2 separate regions of the Mus musculus genome follow, and region 1 is linked to region 2. A link is a loop called in an ENCODE intact Hi-C map of the cell type or tissue named here. Cell type or tissue: heart. All regions are shown on one strand. Each heading gives the region's core, and the rest is flanking DNA. Links, peaks and the distances in the headings are about the cores only. Region 1 holds the start of Gm16351 (a long non-coding RNA gene). Region 2 has its middle 44 kb from the start of Tlr3.

The links. A loop is a pair of places that touch in the nucleus more often than their neighbours do. Peaks named below come from ENCODE experiments on the same cell type or tissue, not always from the same donor. Only the 100,000 strongest peaks of a DNase experiment are listed, where the experiment ranks them.
Region 1: it touches region 2 in a loop (2.2-fold over the local background); 2 of 42 quality-filtered maps call a loop at or near these places.

What each region holds. Positions count from the first base shown.
Region 1 is chr8:45,602,389-45,610,728 of GRCm38, reverse strand. All of the region lies in intron 1 of Sorbs2 (sorbin and SH3 domain containing 2), which reads right to left. Gm16351 (a long non-coding RNA gene) reads left to right here and starts at 5,825. Exons shown (of 5, transcript XR_003947381.1): 1 at 5,825-8,340. In heart, for the core only: no CTCF peak of the experiment used is centred there; a DNase peak (open chromatin) is centred at 3,508; H3K27ac peaks cover 1,116 bases.
Region 2 is chr8:45,450,441-45,458,780 of GRCm38, reverse strand. No RefSeq gene overlaps it. Among named protein-coding and RNA genes, the nearest start is that of Tlr3, 44 kb to the right of the region's middle. In heart, for the core only: CTCF peaks have their summits at 692 and 4,298 (motif pointing left); a DNase peak (open chromatin) is centred at 6,430.

The sequences.
Region 1 (8,340 bases), core at 74-8,073, 150 kb before region 2:
TTGATAAAGAAGCCTCTTTGTTCTGTCCCCCAAGGTTTTCTGCTGTTTGAGGATTTGGATCTCTGCCTCTGAAATGGGCTTAGCACACTCATCTCGACCTTGAGTGATTTCATAATTAAAAACAATTAGACAGCCAAGTTGGTATTTTGGGCTTTTCTCTTCTTTCCTCTCAAGACTCCCACAGGAGCAGATTGCTCTGGCCAAATGTGGCAGAAGAAGAGTGAGTAGGTGGGGGAGGGGTGGCAGTGGAGGGGAGTCAGTCCAGCAGTGACTCCATTTCTTCACTAACTTTCAGTCTGAGTTCTAAATAAAGTCTATCACTCTCAAGCTCTTATCTCTTAAAGGTCTTGGACAGTATATCTATGCAGGCTATTTCAAATCATTTTGGGAATAAAAGAGATTCTAGAAATAAAATAGAAGATGATGGCACTCACATGGGTCAAGCAACTTGTCTGATGTTGAGTCAAGAGTCTTCTCGCTTTCTTCATATGGCGAGCCAATTGCTCACCATATAAAGGACCCAATTGAGAACTTAAGAACTGACCACAAGAGTCACCAAGATAGTACCTACCTTCAAGGGAGTGGAGGAAGCCAGAGTGGATGAAGTCCTGAGTGGGTGTGACTTGTTAACCCAGATGCAGTCACGTTAAAGACTAATGCCTCAGTACCATGAGTGTGTGTGGTAGTTTGAATATGCTTGGCTCAGGCAGTGGCACTCTTAGGAGATGTGGCCTTGTTGGAGTAGGTATGGCCTTATTAGAAGAAGTATGTCACTGTGGGGTGGGCTTTGAGACCCTCTTCCTAGCCACATGGGAGTCTGTCTTTTCTTAGCAGCTTTCAGATGAAGTTGTAGAACTCTCAGCTCATCCTACACCATGCCTTGATGATAATGGACTGAACCTCTGAACCTGTAACCCAGCTCCAACTAGTTGTTATCCTTTATAAGAGTTGCCATGGTAGTCAAGGTGTCTCTTTGCAGCAGTGTAACCCTAAGACAGCTTTGCAAAGTCTCTCTCAGTGGAAGCTCAGAGGGATGGAAGTCTTTCTCTGGGAAGTATGAGTGTGAATTCTGACAGTCTGTAGAAAACACTCACTATTAATGAGATTTTGTCTTTTGTTTGTATTATAATGCTAAATACTGCCCCCCCCCCAAGGACTGATTGCCCCCAGGGGTAATCGAGTCTGCTGGTACCCAAGTGACATATCCAGTGACCTGTCCTCTAATTATCCCTGGTTGGTGAATAAAGATGTCTACAGCCTATAGCCAGACAGAATTGAGATAGGCAGGGTCTGGGGAGAACCATGAGAGGAGAGAGAAAAAGGTGGAGAGAGGAGGAAGCCACCATGGTGTAGGTAAGCCTCATGAGGGCTAGTCAAATGGAGTTAAGAACTGTCCAGATGGAACATGGCAAAGTAGGAAATGAGGTTAATGATGGGGAAATAGATTTTAACAACATAGAGGGCAGATATCTTCCCAGCTATGGTGCTGATTAAGGCTTATTGTAAATATAGAAGTTGTGTGTCCTTTATCTGGGAACTGAATGATCAAAAGCCGGTGGAAGCCTTAACTGAGATGAAATAATTTTGACAACACACCAGAGCTTTCTCCCCCAGACAAATGTTTATGGCCTGAAGACAGCTTCCCTGGAAAGGCTGCACTAACCCAGGTTAGCTAAATATCCCTCCTTGATTCAGCTGTGTGCAGTAACCCCACATCCCTGTTCAACTGTATAAAATAAATACTTTGGGCTTCTGGAGGCTGTGACTTCTCCATCTGAGATCCCAGATTTTCTGTGTCCATGTTTCTGTCTGTCCATGCATTTGTCTTTTCTTTGTTCTCTCATTGTTCCAATCAAGTAGAGTCTCTGGAACTGTGCAAGGACTTGGCACCCACCCTCAAGGAATGGTAGTCTAGACTAGAACATGATACTCTTGAGTCCCCTCTCCACTCATTCTGTGATACCGCTAGTGTTTTTAAAAGTCTATTTCTTGAGCTTGGCACAGTGGCCTCCCCTGTAATCCTAGCACTCTGGAGGCTGAGCTAGGAGAATTGTGGGTTCAAAGGCAGGCTGGACTATACAGCAACATCCTGTTCCAATGCAGGAAAGAAAACAAATAGGGCAACACACTCCATGTTTTTCTAACTAGGGCCAAGTGGAGTCAGACTGAAGTTGGCAAGGCCTCAACTCTCGCATTTCTACATTAGCATCAAGAGCAGTGCCTTGCTAACACAATGGCCGATTAAATAATTCCCTCAAAAAGAAGACGTCACCACGGCGTTAAGCATACAACAATGGCTCAATACATGCTGTGATTATCACCCATGTTCTCTGTTCATAAATATACCCTACCCTGTCATGAAAAAGAAAAAAATGGATACATTTAAAACTTATGAATATTTGTTCTCTTCATATTAACTCTTTGCAATGTGTTCACTTAAGACTTGCTAGTTTCTATCAAATGCACCATTTTAGATGCAGTTACTCCTTTATTCACAATCCAGGAAGGTAGTGAGACTTCAAACTCATAGAAATGCTGTATGCATCTACATATGCATACGTGATAATGAACATATTATACATATATTATATATGCCTATGTTACATATACGTGTACTGTATTCTTAAATTTTAGGATGTGCCTTTGCTTAAGAGACGCACACTCTGTGTATATAAATAGTTAAAGCAGCAATTCACCCAGATCAACTCTAGTGAAATGATCATCCTGTTCCATTTACCTAGTTCGCCTCTGCCCATTTTGGATGCTTATAGATGAAGTTACTCCCACATATTTTGCTTTAGAAGCTTTAAAAAAATGGATTTATGGCAAATTAGAGGAAGAGTGTATATGGCAAAGCCGCAATTCATTTTGGTTTTTGTATATTAAAACACCATTCAAGAAGAGTTGGTGACACAGAATTATTCCATTTCTTAATTTCATTTTATTTTTGTGCCTTTGTCTTATATTTATCCCAAACTTAGATTGGTCTTATTTGTCTAGGTGTGGCTACCTTTGCAGAAGACTGACCCAGAAGCACGTTTGCTTATGGTTGCCCTTGTAGCCTTTCTTGTAAAAACTGAATTTGTTCCAAGCAGTCTTGTGGGGGATAATGGGCATCTTCTCCATTAAAGTTTTTGAGAATTTGTCAATCATCTTTCAAATCTAAAGATGGGAGCCACTGCTCAACAAATCATTATTCTGAATTCACATATGAGGGTGAAGGTCTAACCCTGTCTTGAGTCTCCTTCAATAAAGCTATTCTTTCTCAACAAGAGAGTTCAGCAGAATTTATATTTACAAGATCTTTCCTGTCTGGCTGTGACCAAGGTTTAAAAGCACTCTGGTACGTAGCTGGATATTTGGTGTGATGCCTTCCTCATCTGTATTCCTAAAATGACTGACTCTAGAAAACAAAGTGGAAGTTATTCATGGAGGATGAGGTCATCACTTTATCCTTATCATGTTGTTTGACCATAACTACCAGTCACATCATGCCCAAGCAATGCGAGCACGTCGGTTTGGCACTGTAATAATAGCAGGCTGATAAGTAACCGATCGGCTTCTCCATAGCATTCTTTCTGTGGGTAGGTCACTGTCCCTTTTTTGTTCCTCAGAGTCCAACAATGGCTTTGCCTTCTAGAATGGTATTTCAAATCAAATAAATAGTGCATGTCCACTGTGATTATCACCTTGTAATACCTTGCTTCTTTGTCTCCCTAATGAAAACTATTCCAAATCTAAGAAATTAAGCAACTGGTGCCCCCAAACCCAATAATTACTATGTATCCTTAATGTGCTTTGTAAATAGAGTGGATGGAAGAGAAATACTTTGTATAGTACATTACAAATATGTATAAAATATACAAAATATAAATAGATGCTCAGATTATAGCTTTGTAACTACAGCCTACATCATACTACTTCACATGTAAAATAAGAATTTTAACACCTACTTCATATTTTTTTGGCCATGATTTATACAGAGGATTCAATTCAGGTAACATCTCACTAATTCTCATCTAATCTTTATTTTAATTAATAAAGAACTAAAATATAATAAAATGCAACACTTGATGTTAAGTAATGTTTTCTCATTATCTAAAGAGAGAGTGTGTGTCCTCTATCTGATTGACAACTCAAGGAGTGTGAGGTCTGTGTCAAGTAGCATGGTTCCTGGCACAGAAGAACACGCTCAACAAATAGTTCTAGAAGTAACCCACGTGTGGGGTAAACATAAGTTATGACAATGGAACGAAGAACTGACAACTATTCAAATAATAAAATAGTGGCTAACCAGGTTTCATAACAATTATATTAATTTATGACATTAGTGAGATAAAGCATATACTTGGTCACATAAGAAAAAATAAATACATGTTACTCTCACCTGAGTATAATGTGAACAATATTAAATATTTATTACACTCACCAGCCATTTGCTAGTAGGTCCTAAAGTGAGAACTATTCTTCAGGGTTCCAAAATAGTGAATGGAAAACGTTCCTCTTCAAATAATATAACTTATGGATAGACCTTACAAAAATTTAGCTCCAAAAAGTTTTGACATTTATATTGCAGAACCAGCATATTCTTGATTTGTTTTGTACAGTATAAAACTGGTCCTTTATCCCGGAAGCCACATTATTGTTTTTCAAGGCAATTTCCAAAGTATAGAAGTTTTCCAAAGTCATAAAGTATACCCAATTTTCAGAGATGTAAAACATATCAAAAGATGTCCTCAAAAAGTAATTTCAAATCCTCTAACAAATAAGATGGGATGAAATAAAACATACACTTAAATAGAAAATTGTTGCCTAGCTGCAGAACATCAAAATTCCCTTTTATTTCAGTGATATTCAAATTTTAACTGACCTATTTAGTAGAAAAAGGGATAAAACTACTTCTCATGTTTAAGTAAACTTGTGACATTTCCCCCAGAAGGAAAATAATTTGATAACAGAATCCATCAGGAAAAATTCATTTCAGCATTGCTTGAAAAAAGAAGGGATGGAAAGGTTTAAAATTTTGTTGTTTGAGGTTTTTTTTGCCAAATTTGAGCATGATTTTTTTTTTCCCAGTGGTGTGAGGCTAACGAATAACAAGTAAAGGGAAAAAGTGTGGGCTGCTTTCTCTCCCAGCAACCATCACAAGATTCCAGAGCCAACTTTCATATTTAAATATATATATATGCATGTAAAAAGCTAAAATTATGTAAATCTAAGTAAGCTTGTTTCTTTCAAAAGATGTCCAGAAAAATATTAAATTTATGCAGATTGTTGACATTGACAGAGATCATCAAACCACTTTTTCCTGGAGAAAGTCACATCCAGACAAATACCCCTGGGAGCCTTAGCGCTCCCCACAAACTGCTATTCCATTTCTTCATAGGCAGGAATGGGCCAGGGAAGCTGAACTTCAACCATGCCCTTGAAACATTTTACGTGGGCACTTGGGTGCGTGCTATTTGTCAGCGGTGTCACTGACTTCAAAACTCTTTAAAGCATTTCAAAACACCCCAAGATGAAAAGCGAGAGAGAGAGAGAGAGAGAGAGAGAGAGAGAGAGAGAGAGAGAGAGAGAGAGAGAGAGACTGAGACTCTTCATGGAGTCCTTTGTCAAATGCGAGTGGGTTGGAAGGAAACATATTTGCTATGGTGCTTGACCACTTCAGCAGATTTCACTTTAACGAAGCAGGCTAAGGTAGGCGATCTGTCACAGAACGTAATTGCTAATATATGCAACGCAACATTCCAAGATTGACCCATATAAATACAATCCTTTCAGTGGTATGGAAATACTTTTAAAAAGCATTCTCTTGGAAACAAGGGGAGGAGGAATGGGATGAGGAACTGTAGGAGGGATGACTGGGTTTGGGGGAGGGTCATGACTGGATTGTAAATAAAACAAATAAAAATATATTTTAGAACTATAAATGTTTAGTCAGTTAATTAGCATAAGGGCATTGGAATATGAAATTGCAATATAAAGTGCATGGTAATCAATCACTTAGATTGATCAGGCTTACATGGACTGTCTCCCAAGGGTATTGCAGCTTCTTCTTTCTGCTTCCTCACCCACTGTCTTCCTGTGTAGCTCAGGCTAGCCTTGAACTCTTTTGATCCTCTAGCCAGACTTACTCTCCTGAGTGGTGGGATTATAGGTGAAAGCCATGACAGCTGGCTCTTACATGTCATCTTTAATATTAAAAAATAATACTTTGATAAAGAAAAAAACAAAATTTAAATTTCTTTGTGTTTTTTTTTAAGACATGCCACCAAGTCCCTTTCTTTTGAACTATTCATTTTTAATTTGGAAATGATCCCTAATAGCTCATCATTTTTTCCAAGCCTATACACATATGTATTTTTGTGGGATTCCCACAGTTTCCCTTTTGAGATTCTTACTAATACGTGATATATTTGTAAGGATTGGGGTACTTATAATTTGTGAAATCAGCATGTATCCAGTGTTTCCTCACTTTCCTTCAGCTATGGCACTGTAGAGTATGGATAGGACTCCAGCTCTGCACACAGGAGGTCTGCTTATTCCCATTCACCCCCATAGCTCTCAGGTCTCAGCTGGAGTGGTCTCAGCTGGAATTCTGCTCCATTCCTATGACTGTAAAACCATAACAATGCCCCTGCCTTGCCAACATCTTACCCCACAGGCTGGCTGCCTCCACCTTCCCGGGGCAGGCAAGACCACTATCATGCCCAGTGGAGTTTCAGTTCTGGCAATTTGCCACCTAGGTCTGGCACAACTCATGCCACAGAGGTCTTGGTTTCCTCAGAGACTTCCTTACACATAAAAATCTGGAATGTGCAAACCTTCACCGTGACCACAGCATAGCAGAGAGGAAAAGCTTTAAGGTATACAGCTTCATTCCATCTTCTTTACTTTTTATTTACTACTATGCTTTACTTATGTGTATATGTGCACTGCATGGGTTTATATGCATTTCATGCATCCTGTAGCCTGTAGAGGCCAGAGATGGTGTTGGATCACCTAGTGCTGGAGTTACAGGTGGTTGCGAGCCACCATGTAGGTGCTGGGATCCAAACCAAAGTCCTTCACAAGAGTAGCAAATGTTCTTACAAGACATTCCTTACCCTCTGCCTTTTAGGCACTGGATCTTCAAGGTCTAATGCCATGTGGTGTTATTTTGCAAGATATGGGAGAACATTCAACTCTAATGCTACACAGTCTGTCTGAGAGAGATTCTGAAATGGCAAAAAAAGTGTGCTTGCTTAGGAGAAAGAATTCAAAAACTGCCAGAAAGTAGTTGAATCCAAAGTCAAATAAGCATGGCATAGTCTAATATACGCTCTTTGGTTTAATTTGCCACACACAGGCTCAAGGCAGAGAAAGCATCTTTAAATAAGATGCTAAGACTCTCCAAATGAGTCTCTGAAAGTGGCAAAACATGATCTTGAAGATGTTAACTCTAGAGAAGAGGTGACATATTCCTAGAACTTATTCTTCTTTTATGAAGTCTACAGTCAGAAAGACTCTTATAATTCTATAGGTGGACAGACTCATACAATCTGAATGGCAGCACTGTTTTGGGGAGGGTCCTACTCAATTGTAGGATGGGCATTATAAAAGGCCAAAGGATGGGGCGAGGCAAAGGAAATGGAGTAAGATAAGGTACTTTTTAGTTGCTGGGACAAAACACCAGGACCAAAGTAACTTATAAGAGAAAAGTGTTTGCATTGCGGCTCATGGTTCTGGAGGGTAAAATAGAGTTCAGGGCATCGTGGCAAAAAGCACGGCAACGGGCAGACTGGCGTGGTGCTTTGGTGGTAGCTGAGAGTCTGCATCATGATTCATAAGAATAAGGCAGAGAGAGCTAACAGGATGCTGCTAAAGAAGGACAAAGCACTGGCCTTTCTTCCCACGCCGAGGTACTTCCATTTACACTCACAGGCAATGAGAAGCACTGGGGCCTCCTGAGCTGGGGAACGAGAGAGTTGTATATATTTCCAGCACATTAACAAAGCAGGATGAAGAGGAGCATGCCAGTCAGGCTGTGGCAGAGGATAGTGTCCTATTTTATAGAGGTAGGAAGGGCTAGCGGAGCACAGACAACGGAGATATGGAGAGACTAAGACTTGAGTAAAAACAAGTGAACTTCATCATAGATTGGAAGGTGAGCTTATGAGTTGGGTTGTTAGTGTCTCTCCTTTCTCTCTTCTCTCTCCTTTCTTCCCTCTCTCTCCCTTCTCTTTCTCTTTCCTTCTTCAGAGGTAGCTGGGGTCCTGAGCTAATGGGTAATTTCTCTTTGGCAAGCAGGATCTCACATCAGATTTCTGCTCTGAAAAGAACTCATGAAATATGGGAAAA
Region 2 (8,340 bases), core at 215-8,214:
CGGCCTTTAAATCATTTTCTTTTTATTATAGTGGAGTGATTTTAAAGGACTCTCTGGTGACCCTACCTTATATTAACCAAGCATTTGCCTGTAAACTGTGTCCTATTATTTGGGGTATAATTCATCCTGAGAGACACAATAGGTATTACGCGGCATCTAGTTCTTGGAGGTGTCAGAGTAACAAATAGCTAGATATCTCCTCTCTTCCTCCTCTTCCTCCTCTTTCCTCCTCCTCCCCCCTCTTCCTCCTCCTCCTCCTCCTTCTCCTCCCTCCTCCTCTTCTTTCCTCTTCCTCCCTCCTTTTCCTCCTCTTCCTCCTCCTCCTTCTCTTCCCTCCTCTTTCCCCCTCCTCTTCATCCCCCTCCTCTTTCTCCTCCTCCTCTTCCTCCTTCTCCTCCATCCTCTTTTCCCCTCCTCTTCTTCCTCCACCTCTTCCTCCTTCTCCTCCCTCCTCTTTTCCCCTCCTCCTCTTCTTCCTCATCTTCATTTCTCCTCTTCCTCCTCCACCTCCTCTTCTTCCTCATCTTCATTTCTCCTCTTCCTCCTCCTCCTCCTTCTTCAGTGTGTGTCCATCCCCATATCTGAGTACATTATCACTAGTATGCACCATCATCACACTCTAGTCCACTAGAGATCACTATTGCCACTCCCAAGATTCACCTTCATTACCTTGGGCTAATGGAGCCTCAGACAGGCAGTGCAGGGAACTGCATGATTTGCCATTTTGGCCCCATCCTGTTCTCTCTTGTCTTCCCCTAGATTAGTTATTTCTATCTTTCTCAATGTTTAATTTGTAATAGTTCTACTAGTTGGATGTTAGAATTTTTCCCATAGACATTTATTCTATGTCTATGAATGTCTAGTAGCATTTTGTGTGAGTCTTTGTCTGTGTGTATATATTTGTGTATACATGTGTATGTGTATATATGTATACATATGTTTGTGTGCTGAATTATACATGTACATGTGTGTGCATGAGTACGTGTGTGTATGAGTATGCATGTGTGCTTATGTGTGTGGTGTGTGTGTGTATGAGTTTGCACGTGTGCTTATGTGTGGTGTGTGTGTGGGTGTGTGTGTGTGTGTGTGTGTGTGTGTGTGTGTATTTGGGGCAGCATGGCTTTCTGTTTGAGACATCACCTAAAACGTAGCCTAAGTCATTACCGAGGAGCAGGTGATGAAAGGTGGGGAATAGACTAGAGATTGCAGTTTTCACGTTACATACTTTTCACATTATATACTTATGTTGTGGTTTTGTATTTTTATTTGGTACACTTAATTTATTGTGTTGACAATTTTAAAAGGCAGCTTGTAAAGACTTAGCAGTGTAAGGCACGGATGAAATGATGGTGGATTCAGCCATGCTTACACCATTGGTTCATTAGCCACACAGACTTAATCTCCTAGAATCTCATTTGTCACATCTTTAATGACAATCTCTATCTCAAACCCTTTCTATTTGTAATAGAGAGATACAGTTTTGCCCGTAGACATAGTCACCCAAAGCTAATCTCTCAGGCCTATTAAACCAGATAACAATAGGTGAGGCTGGAAACGCAGCTCCTGGGACTCTCTCCCTGAGACCCACCTCATTACCGTGCACTCTCTCTTCTTTATCTTTACAGTACAGAAAGCTAACTCAGCCTAATCGCTTCAGCTCAGTTCTCACCACTGATATTCCATACCACCGTAGGAAAGGTTCTAAAAACCAAATGCTAACTTCTTTTCCTCCCCACAAATCCCTAAACACATGCTTTTTCCTTATCTAGGTATAAAAAGAAAAGAACAAAACAATACCCAACTGTCTTTTAAAAGATAATCCACTTCTCACAGTCAGCAAAGGCAGGGAACATGTCACATGTGGACATCTGTAAGGAGAAGCACTGCTGAGCCCGGAGGCGAGGGGAACAAGGGAACCTGGGTTAGGGGCTCTGCTGCTGTGCTAAGGCAGGGCAAGCAGGCTTGCACTGGATGGTTGAGGTCCTTTCACCAAGCTCTACCTTGTTCTTTGTTTGGAAGTTGGTCTTAGCGTGATATTATAGTAGGAGGGTAGGAGCTGAACTTAGATCGTCTCATTTGTCCTGGGATCTTCTTCTGTTAGGAGCTCTGTGTTGTCTCCAGGTCCTTGCTGACATAAGGTGAGCAGTCACCGACAGTCGGCAAAGGCCCCAGATTTCAAAGCACAAGGATAGAAAATAAAAACATGTGGCATTGTACAAACACGCTTTGTTGTCAAATGTGTAGTAACATAGGTAGTTCCTATGGGCTGGCCCCATCTATAAATTAAAAGAAAATGTTAGGAAGAATTAATATTACAAAGCACTGTCTCTCTAAACAACCTGGGCTTTGTGAGTGGTGACTGTCACGTTACCTATTCCTACTGAAGTCCTCATAGCACGCTCTTGGAACTATAGACATGTTCTCAGCTTGGCACCACAGAAGACAATGCTGTGGGGCAGATGGTTTTGAAATCTTCAACTAACCATCCTTAAGCTCAGCTTCCCAGAGTCTCCTGTGACTCAGCTTCTAGGGGTCTTCATATCAAAGAATTCTTGGCTCGTTGTGCAGCCCAGAAAAATCTCATTTGTACAATTTCTGTAGATTTTTTAAAAATTATTATTTTTATTAGGTATTTTCTTCATTTACATTTCCAATGCTATCCCAAAAGTCTCCCATACCCCCCCCCACTCCCCTACCCACCCACTCCCACTTCTTGGCCCTGGCTTTCCCCTGTACTGAGGCATATAAAGTTTGCAAGACCAATGGGCCTCTCTTCCCAATGATGGCCGACTAGGCCATCTTCTGCTACATATGCAGCTAGAGACACGAGCTCCAGGGGGTACTGGTTAGTTCATATTGTTCCACCTATAGGGTTGTAGACCCTTTTAGCTCCTTGGGTACTTTCTCTAGCTCCTCCATTGGGAGCCCAGTGACCCATCCAATAGCTGACTGTGAGGATCCATTTCTGTGTTTGCTAGGCCCCGGCATAGTCTCACAAGAGACAGCTACATCTGGGTCCTTTCAATAAAATCTTGCTAGTGGATGCAATGGTGTCAGCGTTTGGAGGCTGATTATGGGATGGATCCCCGGGTATGGCAGCCTCTAGATGGTCCATCCTTTCGTCTCAGCTCCAAACTTTGTCTCTGTGACTCCTTCCATGGGTGTTTTGTTCCCAATTCTAAGAAGGGGTAAAGTGTCCATACTTTGGTCTTCGTTCTTGAGTTTCATGTGTTTTGCAAATTGTATCTTATATCTTGGGTATTCTAAGTTTCTGGGCTAATATCCACTATCAGAGCTGTGATGTTACTGCAGGCTTTCATGGTTCCCTCCATTAGTGACCTTTAACTTTTGTTCTCTGAACAGCTTTGGTTGCTCACGTTAACAAGTTGGTTTTGTTGTTTGTTTTTTATTCTGCCCAGGCTTGGGAAAATTCTCTGTTAAATACTTTTTTTTTTTTAATTCATTCAAAATAGGTTTACCACATGTTGATCATGTGCTGGGCACTTTGGGAAGCAATGAGATATGGTCGAGGACAAAATAGACAGAAACTCCCTTGTGAATCGCATTCCTTAGCAAGGGACTGGCAATAGACACCATAAAAATACATCATGTGTCAGACAGTGTGAGCGAGGTAGAGCTACTCAGATGCAACCGCCCCAGCCTGCGGATTTAAATAAAGCTTAAGGAAAGGTCTTTGTGTAGGTGACATGTTAGGTAAGACTGGAGGACACTGCAGAAAGGAGGGTTGGATGCCGGAAGCTAGCAGAGGCCGGAAGCTAGCAGAGGCTGTGAGAAAAACCAAAAGTGATCACTGAGATCTGGGGCGCTGGAAATGGAGAGCAAGGAGATGGTCACCCACAGAGATGAGAAGAAAGGAAACAAAAGGAAAGATGGACACCCTACCCCCCAGGAGACTCAGTAGTCTCCTCAGGGAGAGATGATCCACACTATTTTATCATGCCGATGGGTAAATTCCTGTCTTAAGGTACTCATTGCGATGGACCAACCCCTGCCAGAGTGCATAGTATGGTCACAGATAGGTACCGAGAGCTCAACACATAGGAAGAGACTTAAGGGACTAGAACAGGGTGTTGAAGATACTCTCCTTTTCTCCGCTACTCAGCGTGGGGGTGATGTTCTGTTGGCAATGTGACTGGCAGCCGTGGTGCATGGGCACAGCCCTGGCATTCCAGGTCTACTACTTGTACCCTGCATTGTAGGCTTCCTATGGTTTCCTGTTAGAACTCTTGGCTGTACATCCAGAGAACAACAATGCCCTCTTGTGGTCAATGGGCAGAACTGGAATTTATTTTAATATTCTCTCAGCACCCTGTGGGTAATCTGAGGACTTTGTGAACAGCAATCTGCTGCTCGCTCGCCAACGGGAAGGAAATGATTGGCAGAATTCACTGGGTAAAATCCAGACCCCAATAATCCTGGTTTTGTCTAACTTATCTGGGTGGTTACAGCCCCAGAGTCCAACTCAGCCTTCGGGGCAGTAGATCACACATTTATCTCATTCATAGTGCAACATTCTTCCGGTTAGATTCAAGATACTTCAATCCCTACTGAATCTTCGAGTGATCTTTTATCGGTTAACTCTGCAAACAATCCCCCCTTGTCAGCCTCACAGATGAGAGTCCAGCGCCTTTATACAAAGTGGAAAAGCATAAAATTCTAAATAAACATGTTACCAGTGAGGAAAAAGGATACTTCTCAGTTGTCACTTAGAACGCCTCTTTGAAATTCTGTTTTAGGATTTGCCCCAGACATTCAATGTCTATACTTGAAATTTGTATTATGTCCCATTATGCTAAAGTTGCATTGCATAATGTCTAATTTTGAAATTATATTCTAGGAAAATTACATTCAAATTATATTATATAATAGTACAGACAATTTACATTAAAATTGTATTTATAGTGTAGGTAAATTATATTAAAATATATACAATAAAATATACAATTGTCATATAGCTAAATTATACTGTTATGTTATATTATACATAGTGTGTGTGTGTGTGTGTGTGCGCGTGTGAGTGTGTGTGTGCGTGTGAGTGAGTGTGTCCCTGCCTTCATTATAGGCCTACTACTAAAAGTCTCATTGTAAAGAAAACACATGGTTTTTGGCTTTTGGGAAAATGCATGCTTTTATTTTTATGATTCTTCAAAAACTGTGTAACCCATATTTGCAGAACACCCCTGTGGTATAGCTGGCTGCCTTTGCACAATCATTATCACAAAGATGAGTGTGCTACACAGGGATAACATTGCACAGTGGAATATTTCAGCCCTTGTACAAAGGGGAAATTTCCCAGAATATACGACCATCCACGTGCTTTAAATCACTTTTGAGGCACTAAATCTCAAAGGAGACATCATGAATGACTACTGAGAAGGTCACCTCTTCACTGTATGAGGAAGAGAAGGGCTGTTGTACTTGGATTCAAACCGTATAATATGGTGAGTATGGTTTTGACAGAATATGAGAACTAAGAGACAAACCAACAGAAAATACCTTCTATGAGATAGGAGTACAGGATATGGAGGGCTGCTTGTATTAAGAAAAATACATACTTAATTTAGACATTGTTGTTTTTTATAGATGTTTAATCTATAAATAGATATTGGATATATAAGTATATGGAGATGTTTAACATCTCCTTTGACAAATCTTGACAACTGTTTTAACTTCTTAATTCTGTGAGAATTCAGAATAATAGAAAAATGGATGCTGGGACAACCCAGAATACGCTGGCTGCTTAATTAGCGTGTGTAATGAACATACTTCAGGGCTCAGGACACCCACCCTTACTCTGTCTGACCTTTAAATACTGGGGATATGTTGGCACATGCAGACGGAGCTGTGGGGCTTTCTTCCAGTCTCTCCATCATCCCCTTCTGCTTCCTTCCTTCTTCCCTTCCCCATCCTTATTTCCTCTTTTCTCCCTCCTCCCACTTTCTCTAGTTCCTTATTCTCACCCCAGTCCGCCTTTTCATGTTCTCTTTACTCTTTTTTTTTTTTTTTTTTTTTTTGAGATCTCATCTTGCTAGAGAGCCCAGGCTAGCCTTAAACTTCCATGCAGCCTAGGTTAGCCTTGAAATCACAATCCTCCTGCTTCGGCCTCCCAAGTACTAAGATTTTAAGCGTGTTACCATACCTGATTCTGTGAAATTTCCTACATTTTTTCCCTTCCTCTTCTTATAGTCTGATCTTTGTCTCCATCAATTTGTTTTTAAAAGTAAGCAGTTAAAGAAAAGGAAACACTTTCTCTTTATTTTTAGTTTTTTAAAATTGCATTATGCTACCAATCATCTGATGAGATGCTGTCTAAACTCAGGCTGCTGCAGATTCACCTCTGAGCGTCAGGACCAATTTTTGACCCATGTCTCATGTTCCTCTGGGCATCTGGCTGTAGCAAGCCCCTGTTTGGGCTTTGCTATTCTGGGCCTGGCATTGACGCATCTTACTGTCTGGACTCCACTTAAGAGACCGAAATAGGAGAGCCTTGGTACTGCTTAGTCACTGCTCTTTTCAAACTAAAACTGACACACACACTCCAAGGAACTAAAAGATATCTGAGTGTTTGGGAAGCAATGCAGACTAGTTAAGGCTAAGTATAAACAGGAAAATTATAAAGCACAGCATCTAAGGTTGTTAGAGTTTCTTGTTACTGCGCACACCCAGAAGCTGATAACTTGGGGCAGAATAATGTCACTTGGGGAACTTGGGCTCAAAGGAGACGATGGCTGAGACCACTCTGGCCTCCTAGACCTAAGCAAGGGATAACATACCACCTTTTCTGTAAGAAAAGTTTTTATTAAAATTCCAAGTATGTGCCAGTTGGTTGTTTGTCAAGTTGAAAGGAACTAGAGTAATGTGGAAAAGAAAACTACCACTGAGGAATGGCCTCCATAAGACTGGTATGTAGACAAGATTGTGGGTAATGTCGATTAATGATGATATAAGAAGATCCAGACCATTTTAGGTGGTGGCAATCCTGGGTAGGCAATCCTGGAGTTGGATAAGAAAGCAGGCACGCATGCCAGGCAAAGCAAGCTAAAAAACAGAATTCCTCCATGGCCTTTGCTTTAAGTTTCTACCTCCAGGTTCCTGCTTGAGTACCTGCCCCAAGTTCCCTTTGTACTGGACTGTAGGGCAGCAGTTCTCAACCTGTGGGTTTCAATCATGGGAAAACGAGTTTCTGATGTTTTTAGGAATGGAGACACTGCTCAGTTACAACATTTCAGTCCTCAAGTAGCAACAAAAATAAATTTATGGTTGAGGGTTCCTCAGACCATTGGAAATCTGTGTTTTTCAATGGTCACACCCCACAGGCTGAGAAACACTGCTCTGGGATGTAACATGAAAGAAAACACCTCCTCTCCAAGTTCCTGTCGATCACGATGCTATCACAGCAAGAGAAAGGCAGCTAGGACATAATGTAGATGATCATACCTCTGGTAGATAATAGTAATATTATATCATTGCTTCTGGGTCCCCTTTAATCAGATCCATGTTCCCATGGTGTCCCCACCCCTTCTCACTATGGCTCTTACACACTGATTCGTACATTTGTTTGTGTGCCTTAGTTCCCTTTAGATTAGCAGCAGATATAAAACAGTGACTGTGACTCATTCATCTTTGTCACCTTACATAGTGACACACAAATACAGGCAGAACAACCTAATCTAATCTACGTCTGATCTACAATGTCCTAAATGCTTAGAATGCTAACAGGATACCACACTGAAAAAAAAAATCACACCTGACAGGTCACAGCCCAAACAGAGACACTCTGAAAATGCTGTACAGAATTATGTTTGAGCTATTGGAGAAAAGTGTATGTAAAACATAGACAATGTTTGTGCTTGAGTTTGTGTCTCACTCCCAAGACAATTCATTGTTATTGTGTTTCACAGATCTTAGAAATATCTAAGCTTCTGATCACTTCAGATGAAGGATGCTAATATGCACTTAATTGCAGGTTTCTAGCCAGTGATATTTCACTTCTGGGCGTTTGGGAGTATGGAAGACTTGATCTTCTCTGAGGAAGTAAACCAAACCCCTGAAATATCTAAGCAGTCAGAATTTAGCTTCTGCTTTGAATGAGCATAGCCCAAAGAAGATATCATTCCTACCTTAGCAAGAAGAATCCAAGAAGTCGACAAAAGTGTAATTATAGCTTTTTCTGGAGTGTGTTGGATAGCTGAGGCTTCACAGTACCCCAGTGCTCTCAACTCTGAAGAGGGGTAAGTCCTGAGAAATGGCTGACACACATGGTACGCCATGTCTCCTGTGGAAGGGCTTATGAAAGGGATGAGGGGAGGGGATGAAGTT